Regions from separate parts of the Homo sapiens genome. Here regions 1 and 3 are each linked to region 2. A link is an interaction called in ENCODE POLR2A ChIA-PET data of the cell type or tissue named here. Cell type or tissue: OCI-LY7. All regions are shown on one strand. Region 1 overlaps MS4A1 (membrane spanning 4-domains A1). Region 2 overlaps MS4A13 (membrane spanning 4-domains A13). Region 3 has its middle 24 kb from the start of LINC00301.

Region 1 (4,000 bases), 63 kb after region 2:
CACTCCATGCAAAGGCCAGATAGAGATGTGGTGCGTATGTGCAGAGTACCTCAAGAAATGAAAGTCAGCATGTCTCTTGGAAGCTATGAACACTAATGTTTAAAAAAGGAAACAGAAAACAGAAGAAATCACTTAAGGAGAGCTGTCATTTTCTATTGGTGAGGATTCCTGATCTTGGGGAGGTTCTGGAAAGTTCGTCTCTGTTTCTTCTTCTTCCTCTTCTTGGATTGGAATAATTTCAATGTCTTCTTCATTCTTTGGTTGGGAAGATGTTTCAGTTAGCCCAACCACTTCTTCTTTTATTTCAATAGTCTGTTCTTTTTTTTCTTCTGCTGACAGGAGAACTATGTTCTAAAACAGAAAATTAAACAAACCATTCTTTACTTTTACCACTGACACCTTTGTCAACAATCTCCACAAACATTTATCAAATACCTCCTGGTTTTTATGCTACTTATGTCATTTATTATATGCCTTTAAATGCCAAAATTTTTTTGCAGGTGCTTATATCCTTATCAAGTCATTTATTAAAACTCAAGTCTGAATAAATCTTCAAGGGCAGCAGACATTGACCACAGTGCCTGGAATGACCACGTGGTATTGGGAAAAGAACATTGCAGTAATAGAGGAGTTTAGATTTTCGTTCTGATTTGCCTTTAGTGAATATAACTCTGGGAGAATAATTTTCTCTCTTTGATACTATTTTTCTTTAAATGCAAAATGAAGTAATTAGCGATGATTTCTAAATTCTAAATCTAACAGTCTGGTTCTGAAGCAGTTAGTAATATATCTATTATTGGTCTGTTTTTATTTCCCATTTGTGGAGCCCTTTAACCTGTTGTTTTGGAAGAGGAATTAGGTGAAAAGGAGGGAAGAGGGGAATACTGAAAAATGAAACCAAAGAACTAGTGACTTAGCCTTCAACCTTCAACCATCTTGCTTTTACACACTGTATATGGAATCATGAAATCAGGATGGAAGCCTGAAGTCAAGCAGCAGGGAAGGTTAATAAGAAGATGCACAGAGGTGGGGCATGGTGGCTCACGCCTGCAATCCCAGCACTTTCGGAGGCTGAGGTGGGAGGATCACCTGAGGTCGGGAGTTCAAGACTGGCCTGGCCAACATGGTGAACCCCCGTCTCTACAAAAATACAAAAATTGGCCAGGCATGATGGCGGGTGCCTGTAATCCCAGCTACTCGGGAGGGTGAGGCAGGAGAATCGCCTGAACCCGGAGGCAGAGGTTGCACTGGGCCAAGATCGCGCCATTGCACTCTAGCCTGGGCAACAAAGTGAGACTCTGTCTCAAAAAAAAAAAAAAAAAAGACGCACAGAATATAGAACTGTAGGCTCTAACTACAGACTTATTTCAAATTTCAAGACATCATATTATTTGCTTTCTAGAAATATGCCAAGACCAATTTTTTTTTTTAAATCAAGCTCCTAGTTTCAACAACTCATCAGATTACATTCTCCATAAATGATCCTTTGTGGATGTGGATTTTCTAGAGGGAGGTTTTGGCCAGAGGGGCTACTACTTACAGATTTGGGTCTGGAGCACGTTCTTTTCCATTCATTCTCAACGATGCCAGCTATTACAAGTTCCTGGAAGAAGGCAAAGATCAGCATCACTGACAAAATGCCCTGAAAAACAACAGAAGAATGAAGGTGAAAATGTAATAATGGCACAAAGAACATTGTTGGTGTTCAGTAAGTTATTGTTGACTATAATTGAACGATTAAGAGATCAATTCTTTAGACAAGTAATGAATAGCTGTGAGAACTGCTAGTACAGGAGACAGCATCTTTATAACCCTAACTCTTAACACAACTTTTGGCACACAACAGATGGTTAATGTGTATTGCTGATAGAAAGTAAGGTATGAATAATCAGTTGAAGAATCAATTCTGTATAGGAAAGAATAAGTAATGAGTCTCAAATTAAATTGTATTCAGCCTTAGTTGGTGTGGCATCATGCCTAGGAGACCTCTTCATCCTTGGGAGATGCATTTTTTTTTATCTCTTTCAAACTCTACATTTAAAAGTCCTTGGGCAAAAGATATTCATAACATCTTAGGAATTTCTTCTATGCTCATCTTAGTTAATATAATGGTAAATATTAATGCCATTAATGATGTTGAGAATAATTAATGTTAAAGCCAATGCTTATATAGCACTTCTGTGTACCAAACACTGTTCTAAATGCTTTGTATATATTAACTTATTTATTCCTCAGAACAACCCTATTAGATAAATAGTGTTACCATCCCCATTTTACAGTTGAAGAAATTGAGGCACAGTGTGGTTAAAATTCTTTCCCAAAGCCACACAGACAGTAACTAGCAAACTCAGGTGGTCTGGATCCAGAGTTCATGCTCATAATAAACAAGTCATCCTTCCTCCCTGGAGAGAAATCCAATCTCACACTTACCAAGAACACTTACCAAGAACAGAGATTGTATGCTGTAACAGTATTGGGTAGATGGGGAGTTTTTCTCAGAGGGATTAGCTGGTTCACAGTTGTATATGTTAATATATGGTGTGTGAGCTCTAATAAAATTCAGACTCTCCATTTTTAAAAAATGGGAAATTTTAATATTAAGTATGTCCATGATTGAAAGAATCATTCCAGAAATGGCAGCAAAGAGGCTCAATGAATTCATTATCATTTTTCCTTTGACCTGAAATGGAGACACAGATTTATTAATTGGGTTTGATTTCCCTTTGGAAAACATAATCTGGGAGGGAATTCCAAATGCAACTGCCCTGACTCACAAAGCAACTACAACTAAATATACTGAAGTTCTCTCAGTTGTTTTTAGCCTCTTTGTCACTATAAAATAAAATCATGTCTCTATCCTGTTCTTTTCTCAGTCTTCCCTATCTCATTCACCATCCATCTGTTTTATAAAGCAAAAATTCTAAGAGTAACCCTTGATTCTATATCTTGTATCCTTGCATTTCCTTCACTGCCACTGCCACCATCCTAGTAGGCACTCAATAAATGTTTGTTGAATAAGTGAAGATAAATATTATCCAGTTTATTATCTGCCTTCATAAATAGGTAGAGGGAAGAGAGTGAAGAAGTTTCTTGTATCACACTTTAGTGGGATGGTATTATGAAGTATAGGTTGGGAAGGTTCAGATAGAACCCTCTAGATCTGTACTATCAAATAAATGGAAATAAAAAAAGCAGAAGCAACAACAGTAACAACATCTATTCCTGCTGACATAGGTTGCAATCAGCCCCAGTCAGCTATCTTCCAAAATACAATTAGGGCTGATGTCTTTGGGTAGCATAGGTAAGAAAATATCAGTGTGAATGTTCTACCTTGCAGGGATGATAAAAGGTTGAAACAGGAAAATATAAATAACAAGTACCATAATGATATGGGATTATTGATTATTATTTTATGCTGCGCATATTTCATTCCTGGCTCTATGACCTACACATGGCAAGTCAGTAAATCTGGCTGTATCTAGAGAATAATTTGATGTTCATAAAAAGTTTTCCCCCCAAACTGAGTGTGTCAGGCCACTTTAAGACAGGAACCATCTCAATCCACCCATTCCCTCATTGATTATGAAAGTGACACAGTTTAGTAACAGTGTTGGGGGAGGAATTTTTTGGGAGCGAACTTGCTGCTAAACTCTTTTCATCCATACAGCATCAGCAGCTCTGCAGGCCAGTTTCCTCTGGATCTAGATGAGTCCCTAGGGGTTTTATGGGCAAGACCACAGTGTAGTACTTTATAGCCTGTGAAGCACCATCACACACTCTACTGCCTTTCATCTCCATTGGACGTCACATGGTAGCAAGGACTGTTACCCTTCCTTTCTAGGTGAAAACTCAGGAACATAGAGGTAAACTGACTTGTTCAATGTTACGGCCAAAAAATGGCTTAGCTAGAATTTGAATCAATCATGACATTGATCAGATAATTTTCCTAAATGGTGATCTGGGAGAAATGATAGGGCTTTCAGAAAGGTCTATTATTTTC
Region 2 (4,000 bases):
TAGACACCTTGAGCCAGTAAGACTTCTACCCTTTCCCAATGAATCAGTGTAGCTTGAGCAATATATTCAAAGTTGAGGTTGCCCCAGCTTTTACTTTATTTTTGCAAGGCCTCTTGTTCAACCAAGGGCTCACTAGGACCTTCTCCTGTCTCCTTAGTATGTGTATAGCTTTGCACATATTTATATTCTTCCAGACTACAGGGGAAAAGTAGGAAGTTATCAAGGTCCACTGTGGCTGTCCTGTTCTTCAAATTTCTCTGTTGAGTTTCTGGTTGGTTGCTAGTAAATTTTTTGCCCCAACAAGTATTGTGATCTTAGTCAGGCTAGGAGTGACCTTGGCCTTATCTGCTTGTTTGTCACTGGGATTACTGTTGTTTTAATAACGCTTTTGGTCTTGGAACTTTCTGAGCTCTGTTCCAAATAAAACTAGTCATCTCAAGCAATGAGGCTGCTGGGCCTCACAGTCTGACCCACCAAGGTAAACTTCTGCGTAACGGAATCTGAGGGTGGGGTAGTATATTAGTCTGTTTTCACACTGCTATAACAAACTTGTCAAGACTGGGTAATTTATAAAGGAAAGAGGTTTAATTGACTTACAGTTCCACATGGCTTGGGAGACCTCAGGAAACTTACAATGATGGCGTAAGGCAAAGGGGAAGCAAGGACCTTTTTCACATGGCAGCAGGAGAAAGAAGACTGAGTGAATGAGGAACTTGCTAAACACTTATAAAACTATCAGATCTCATGAGAACTCACTCACTATCATGAGAATAGCATGGGGAAAACTGCCCCCATGATCCAGTTTCCTCCCATCAGGTTCCTCCCTCAAAACCTGGGGATTACAATTCAAGATGAGATTTGGGTGGGGACACAAAGCCTAACCATATCAGGTGGGAAGAGTGGGAACAGTCCCAAGCTAACATGCCACAGACATGCACTGTTCTTACTGAGGTCCAGTAGATTTTCTTAAATAAACACTTCTCAAGTTCTTGTATGCTTGGTCAACTTCCTGAATCTTTAGAAGGTTGTTCATTGACAATTTTGTTCAGTTTTATAATTTCATTTTTAGGGAGAGTTACCATGTCCTCAATCAGCCATTCTGGAAATGCAACTCATTCCCTCTCTTCAGAAATCCTTTTACCATGTAGTCTTATAGTTGTTTCTGTATTTCAATCAGTTGTTGATCATAGTAGTCTTCCTTGACCATCCTACATAAAATAATCTTGCCTTATCTCCTTAGTTTGCTTTATTTTACTTCATAACATTTTTCAGTTCTTGACATTTTATAATTTTATGTGTTTGTTTATTGCCTTTCTCCCCCAGTGGAATGCAAACTCCCTAATGGAGAGGCCATTGTTTTGTTAATCATTGCATCCTTAGTGCCTATGACAATGCCTAGCAAATAGCATGCTCTCCGTAAATATTTGAGAAAGAATGAATGAATGTTAGATATGTAGTCTTTTAAGCTTGTGAGAAAATAATCATTCTCATAAACTTTTGTGAGTTGTTATAGCATTTTGGGATGTTGTTACACTTGATCCTGCAATGACATTTCTAGGAATCAAACACCTAAAGAATTAGTGGTCCTGTATGCAAAAATATTTATACTCAAATGTTCACTGCATCATTGTTTATAATTTAGAAAAAACTGGAAACCAAGCTACATATGCAGTAATTAGGGAATGCTAAATACTAAGAAAAACAATGAAGGCAATAAAAGGCATTATTTAGATATGTTTTGTAATGGAAAGATATTTCTAATCATTGCAAAAAATGAATGTGACAAAATAATGTGAATATAATACATACAATTAGTAAAGAGAATGTGTGTGTATTCGTCTTTTTTTGTATAGAATTGGATGTGTGGATACGATGAGAACTATATTAAAGAAAAATCACTTTTTACTCTATATGCTTTTTGCTTTTAAATGTAGTTTCATGTATTACTGTTATAATTTTATGCTATTTATAAAATAACAAAAATAAAAAATAAAGGCAATATCACACATTCCATTTATATTAGTTCTAAATATTTTGTATCAGTGCACTTCATCTTCTCATAGAGTGTAGTTACTAGAAATCAACATCTTTTGATTTGCCAGAGAGTGGGTAAACACTTACCAAATTGGAACAGCTGTATATTGAGTGTGTAAGTGCAATAGAAAATTCCAAACCGTAGAAGAACAGTAAAATACGTGATACTTCCCTCCCAAGTTTCTATAACCAAAAAACAGGGAGAAATCTTAATGCTATTATCTTTAGTGAGTGCAAACATGATCATGGAAGGAGCTACTGGTATGAGAGTCAAAAAAAAAAAAAAAAAAAAGGAAGGAAAATAAGAACAGATAAACCTTTCACCATTTGATTTCCTTAGACATTTCTACTCCTTTGCCCTCTGCTACACTTTCCCTAGCTTTCAGTTCCTCAATTCAGCATCTGTGGCTTCTGCATTTGATCTCCATTGCTTAGCATTCTTGTCTCACTTCTGACAGCTTTTACAGAGTCGCTGGCACAGCTCACTATCTAAACTCTCCAGTTAGTAAGATTTGACTTTCCTGTCTCTAATGATAAGATGGCCACCAACAGATTTATCAAGCAATCCTTTTCTATTAAAACAGCTATTATTAATCACAACCCTTCTTAAATTTACATACATGGTGATAAAACTCTCACATATATATTGCTCTAATATCATTTAAAATGATTAATACATTCAAAAAGAGTTCAAAGAACATTTAACTTGGAAGCATAAGGTGATTGTGACTGCTGGGATAAATAAAACAGATTCCCTTCTGTTGCTATCAGAAAGATATTTTCAACTACAAATCCGATTGGTTAGTTATGTGAATAATATTGGTACTCATCCTGAAAATGTGGGTTTTGTGCTGGCTGTGGAAAGACAAGAATGATACTCAGAACTAGAAAGAATGACATCATAATTCTCTCCCTTTCAATTCCTTCTCTAACTCTTCCTCCTCCTTCTTTGTTTGGTTTATTTAATATCTTTTATATTCAAGAAACTATCTGGTAGTAGGAATTAGATGATAGGAATGCAATGACACATAACTTCCTGATTTCTTAGAGTTTATAATGAAGTAGAAGAGACAGAAAGATAATATAAGGTACCATAAAAAATGGATAAAAACTTGCTCAATCATTATAGGGGACAGGAGGGACAGGAGGTTCACTCCAAGCTATTACTCTCTGGGAAGGCTTCATAAAGTGGTAGGACCTTTGAAATAAGGGTAGGACTGAGAAAAACGAAGGAAGGAAACAGCATTCTAGGCAACTTTAAATTTTTATTTGCTTGTTTCCTTGTAACCTATCTTGTTTCAGAAAGAGTTTAATAGCATAAATTAAAAGTGTGACAAAATAATTTAAAAATTGAGACATAAAATACAACCAGTAGAGTAAAGCTAAAATACATATTTGAACAACCTATGGTTTTTAATGTGAGAACAAAACTGAGTGTAAGCAATATAACATTTTGAGAAAATGAAAAACAGGTTTTAACTGAATTACAGTGTTCATTCATATATGATATAAACAGGAGGATAAGGAAAAGATGTAGAAAGTTTGAAATACCAAGGTAAATAATTTTGATTTACTTTTGTTGGCAGAAATGCACAATCATAATCATAACATTTTAGCTAGAAAGTACTTGGGACCTCTTAGCTGACAAGACTGTGAAAAGTCATTTTACCCATATTCCTTATTTTTTTTAATTTTTTAATTTAATTTATTTTGAGACTGAGTCTCGCTCTATCACCCAGGCTGGAGTGCAGTGGCGCAATCTCGGCTCACTGCAACCTCTGCCTCCTGGGTTCAAGCGATTCTCGTGCCTTAGCCTCCGGAGTAGCTGGGATTACAGGTGCCCACCGCCATGCCCAGCTAACTTTTGTATTTTTAGTGGAGACAGGGTTTCACCTTGTTGGCCAGGCTGGTCTCGAACATCTGATCTCAAGTGATCCGCCTGCCTTGGCCTTCCAAAGTGCTGGGA
Region 3 (4,000 bases), 62 kb before region 2:
TCTGTGTCACTGCCCAAATCTCATGTTGAACTGTAATCTCTCATGTTGAACTGTAATCTCTCATGTTGGAGGTAGGGCCTGGTGGGAGGTGATTAGATCAAAAGGGTGGATTTCCCCCTCTGTTCTCATGATAGTGAATGAATTATCATGAGAGCTGGCTGTTTAAAAATGTGTGGCACCTCCCCGCACCTTGGTCATGCTCCTGTCATGTAAGATATGCCTGTTTCCCTTTCACCTTCTGCCATGATTGTAAGTTTCCTGAGGCCTCTTCAGAAGCCGAGCAGATGCTATCCTGCTTCCTATACAGCCTGAGGAACTGTGAGTCAATTAAACCTCTTTTCTTTTTATAAATACTCAGTCTCAGGTATTTCTATATAGCAGTGCAAGAACAAACTAATAAAACTTCTTTCAAGATTTTTTTAAATATTTGATTTTCTGCGGTTTAAATATAATTTTCCTAAGTGTATGTTTTTGGCATTTATTCTGCTTAATGTCCTTTAAGTTTCTGGATCTGTGGTTTGGTCTGATATTAATTTTATGAAATTCTCAGTCATTGCTACAAACATTTCTTGCGTTCCCTCGTGTTCTGTTTTTGGCAGTTCCATTACGCACATGTTACTTCTTTTGTCTTTATCTCACAGTTCTTGGATTTTTGTCCTGTTTTTTTTTTTTTTTCCAGTTTTTTTCCCCTTTACTTTTTAGTTTTGGATGCTTCTATTTACTGATCCTTAAACTCACTAATTCTTTCCTCAGACATGTCCAGACTACTAATGAGCCCATCAAAGGCATGATTCATTTCTGTTAAAAGGTTTTTTATTTCTAGCATTTCCTTTTTATCACTTCTTAGAATTTCTGTTTCTCTGATTACATTACTTATCTGTTCTTGCATGTTGCCCACTTTTTTCCGTGATATTTCTTAGCATATTAATCATAGCTTTTCTAAGTCACAGTGTGATAATTCCAACACCTCTGTTACATCTGGTGTTTTTAACTACAGTCATCATGTTGCACCATAAGGTCTCTTGCACTTATTACTCCTAACTAACTAAAATTTTGTAAGCTTTGACCCTTCCATCACAGGATAATACACTCTCTCAGCTTTTGTTTGTCTGAGAAAGTCTTCATTCTTAATTTTTGAAGAACAGCTTTCCTGGGTTATTTGTTGACAGTATTTTTCTTTCACCACTTTGAATATATCATCCTATTCTGTCCAGGTCTGTTAGGTTTCTGCTGAGAAATCTCCTACTAGCCTTATTGAAACTTTCTTATACATTAGTTACTTCTTTTTTTCTTGTTGCTTTCAGGAGCCTCTCTTGGTCTTTGATTTTTGACAGTTTGATTATATCTTGGTGTAATCTTGCTTGGATTGATCTAATTGGAGACCTTTGGACCTTCCTGTACCTGGATATTTATATCTTTTCCCAGATTTAGAAAGCTTTCTTATGTTATTTTAATAATATTCCTACCCATTTGTCTTTGTCTTCTCCTTCTTGAACTCCTATATTTTGAATATTTCCTCTCTTGATCTTGTCCCATGAATCCTATAGACTTTTTTGTCCTTTTCATTTTTTTCTCCTATGACTGTATATTTTCAAACGCCTTGTCTTCAATGTCACAGTCTTTCTTCTCCTTGATGAATTCTGTTGTTGCTGCTCTCTATTGTATTTTTAATTTCATTCATTATTTTTCAGCTTCAGAATTTAATTTTTAAAAATAATTTTATTCACTCTTGTAAAATTTCTCATTTTGGTCATTTATTGTTTTCCTGATTTTATAAAATTATATGCATTTTCTTGACGTTCTTTGAGCCTTTCAATAACAATTATTTTGAATTATTGATGATGAAGTTCATATATTTCCATTTCTTTGGGGTCAGCTACTGGGAGCATATTGTGTTCTTTTGGTGGTATGTCTTCTTGTTTTCTCATCTTTTTTTGCCTTATATTGATATCTGTCCATTTGAAGTAGGAGCCTTATTCCAGTTTTTTCATGCTGGCTTTGTCTGGAAAAGACTTTCACCAGTGAGCTCATTCAAAGATTCTGGGCAGGACATCTGGTATGGCTGGCTTGTTGCTGGAGTCCTCAGGCAAGATGGCCTGATACCAGGTTAGCAGGTGGGTAGGCCTGAATCCTGGTTCTGTGGAGTTGTGCCTGTAGCCTTGATCTACCATGGTGGACTTGTTGATTGGCATATGGGGATGGGCCAGAGGCCTGTATCCATGGGGGCCAGCCTGAAGCCTGAGTCTACAAGAGCTGAGCTGATACTGGTGTGAACCTTGAGCCTGACTGTTTAGGGGTCACTCAGATGTTGTGATGGGCCTGGCACCTGGGACCACTGATATGGGTCTGCATTTTGAGTCCATGGGGCTGGGCTGGTGCTGGGGCTAGTCTAAACCAAGTCTGTAAGGATGAGTCTGGGTCCTGAGTCCATGGGCATTGGAATGGGTCTGCAAGGGTGGTCATGGTGCCTCATTCCATGTGGCTCATTTTGGCAATGGGGTGCACTGGGGTGGGCCTGGACCTTGGGTCTGCTGGAGCAGGCCTAGACCCTGGGTCCTCTGGAGACTTGGGCTACAGGGACTGGCCTGCAGCTTAGGGTTGGCCTGGTGCTAGGGCAGGTGTAGAGTCTGGGTCCGTAGGACTAGTCTGGAGTCTAGGATGGTTTGAGCTGAACTTGTGCCTGGCATCACTGGAGATGGCCTTATTTCTTGTTGTGTATACTTTCAGTCATGTTTTAAAGTGATTTCTATGGGAAATCCAATTAATGTATTAATTTTTTAAAATCTATAATTTCTATCTCTTTATTGATATTCTGTATTTGGTGACATATCACTTTCATGCTTTCTTTTAATTCTTTTAACAATTTTTTTTTGGTTCTCTGACCATACTTAAAAGATCTAATTTAAAGTCTTTGAGTAGTTAAAGTACCAAATTTTGGCCCCCATAGGAATATTTTTCTGTTGGTTGCTTTTTTTCTCCTGTGTATGTAAAATATGTTTCAGTTTCTTCGCATGTTTTATGTTTTTTAGAAAAATTGACATTTTACATAATACATTGTAGCATATTTGGTATTTAATTGCTTCCCCACCCCCAGGGTTTGCTATTTTTGCTTTTGTTGTTGTTGTTTTTCTTATTCCTTTGTCTTTGTTAAGTTTCCTGGATTAATTCTGCAAATATTTTATTCCCTCAATGTCAAGCCCATGGGTTATCTGCTTCCTAGGAGCCATCCCTGGCTCAGTGTAATTTAATGTCAGTCAATAATCCTTTGCCAAGGAGAGTGTGTATGAGAATATATGCTTAAAACTTCAGTTAGTTTATAAGACAGCTTCAGCTTTCACTTCTTCCTTGCCTAGGGCCTCATAGTCAGCCAGAGGTAAATGAGTGGTGGGCCTTTCTTCTTTCTTTGTTGCTTCCTGGGCATGCACATAGCTTTCCATATTTGTGAGGGACTTTAGATCTCCAAGAATATGTCAGAGCTTTTCAAAGCTCCTTATGATTATCTAGTTATTCAGGATCGTCTTTTAAATTTCTGACCAAGCCCTTATTTACCTGAATTCATAGTCTTATTAAGCTGTGCTATTGCTAGCAGATTGATAGTGTTTAAGCCATCTAGTGGTAGGACTTTGTTTTCACTGAGCGGAAATCTTTATCCAAAAAATAGCCAAAATATCCTGGGAACAGAGATGCAATTTCAGACAAAATATTGACTGTGCTCAGATGATGGCACTTTTAATAGAGCATCACATGATGTTGGTCCTCTCAGCTGGTTGCTATACTGCTGGCTTTTCATACATACTCTGCCAAGGAGCTTGAAGGGAGAGGGGATGGAAATTAGCCTCAAATTAAAACATTATAGATCTCTCCGTTTTTCTGAGGTTTACTAGTATCTCTTAGATAATTTTCTGTTTTAGCTGTGGCTTTGATTAATTTCCAATGCTTTGAAATCATTACTTTTGGTTGTTTTGCCAGCGGTTTCTCTGTTTTTGTTAAAGAACGATTT

The links. Peaks named below come from ENCODE experiments on the same cell type or tissue, not always from the same donor. Only the 100,000 strongest peaks of a DNase experiment are listed, where the experiment ranks them.
Region 1: POLR2A ChIA-PET joins it to region 2 with 7 read pairs; 3 of 35 experiments call an interaction of 5 or more read pairs at or near these places.
Region 3: POLR2A ChIA-PET joins it to region 2 with 5 read pairs; 3 of 35 experiments call an interaction of 5 or more read pairs at or near these places.

The regions. Positions count from the first base shown.
Region 1 is chr11:60,464,601-60,468,600 of GRCh38, reverse strand. It overlaps MS4A1 (membrane spanning 4-domains A1), which reads right to left. Exons shown (of 8, transcript NM_152866.3): 6 at 2,444-2,680; 7 at 1,541-1,642; 8 at 1-351. The coding sequence ends at 133. Among named protein-coding and RNA genes, the nearest start is that of MS4A1, 11 kb to the right of the region's middle. In OCI-LY7, no CTCF peak of the experiment used is centred here; no DNase peak of the experiment used is centred here; H3K27ac peaks cover 358 bases.
Region 2 is chr11:60,527,582-60,531,581 of GRCh38, reverse strand. MS4A13 (membrane spanning 4-domains A13) reads right to left here. Exons shown (of 7, transcript NM_001012417.3): 6 at 2,122-2,217. Among named protein-coding and RNA genes, the nearest start is that of MS4A13, 14 kb to the right of the region's middle. RefSeq lists a silencer at 2,368-2,517. In OCI-LY7, no CTCF peak of the experiment used is centred here; a DNase peak (open chromatin) is centred at 2,451; H3K27ac peaks cover 932 bases.
Region 3 is chr11:60,589,416-60,593,415 of GRCh38, reverse strand. It overlaps the pseudogene MS4A19P. Among named protein-coding and RNA genes, the nearest start is that of LINC00301, 24 kb to the left of the region's middle. In OCI-LY7, CTCF peaks have their summits at 3,428 and 3,628 (motif pointing left); no DNase peak of the experiment used is centred here.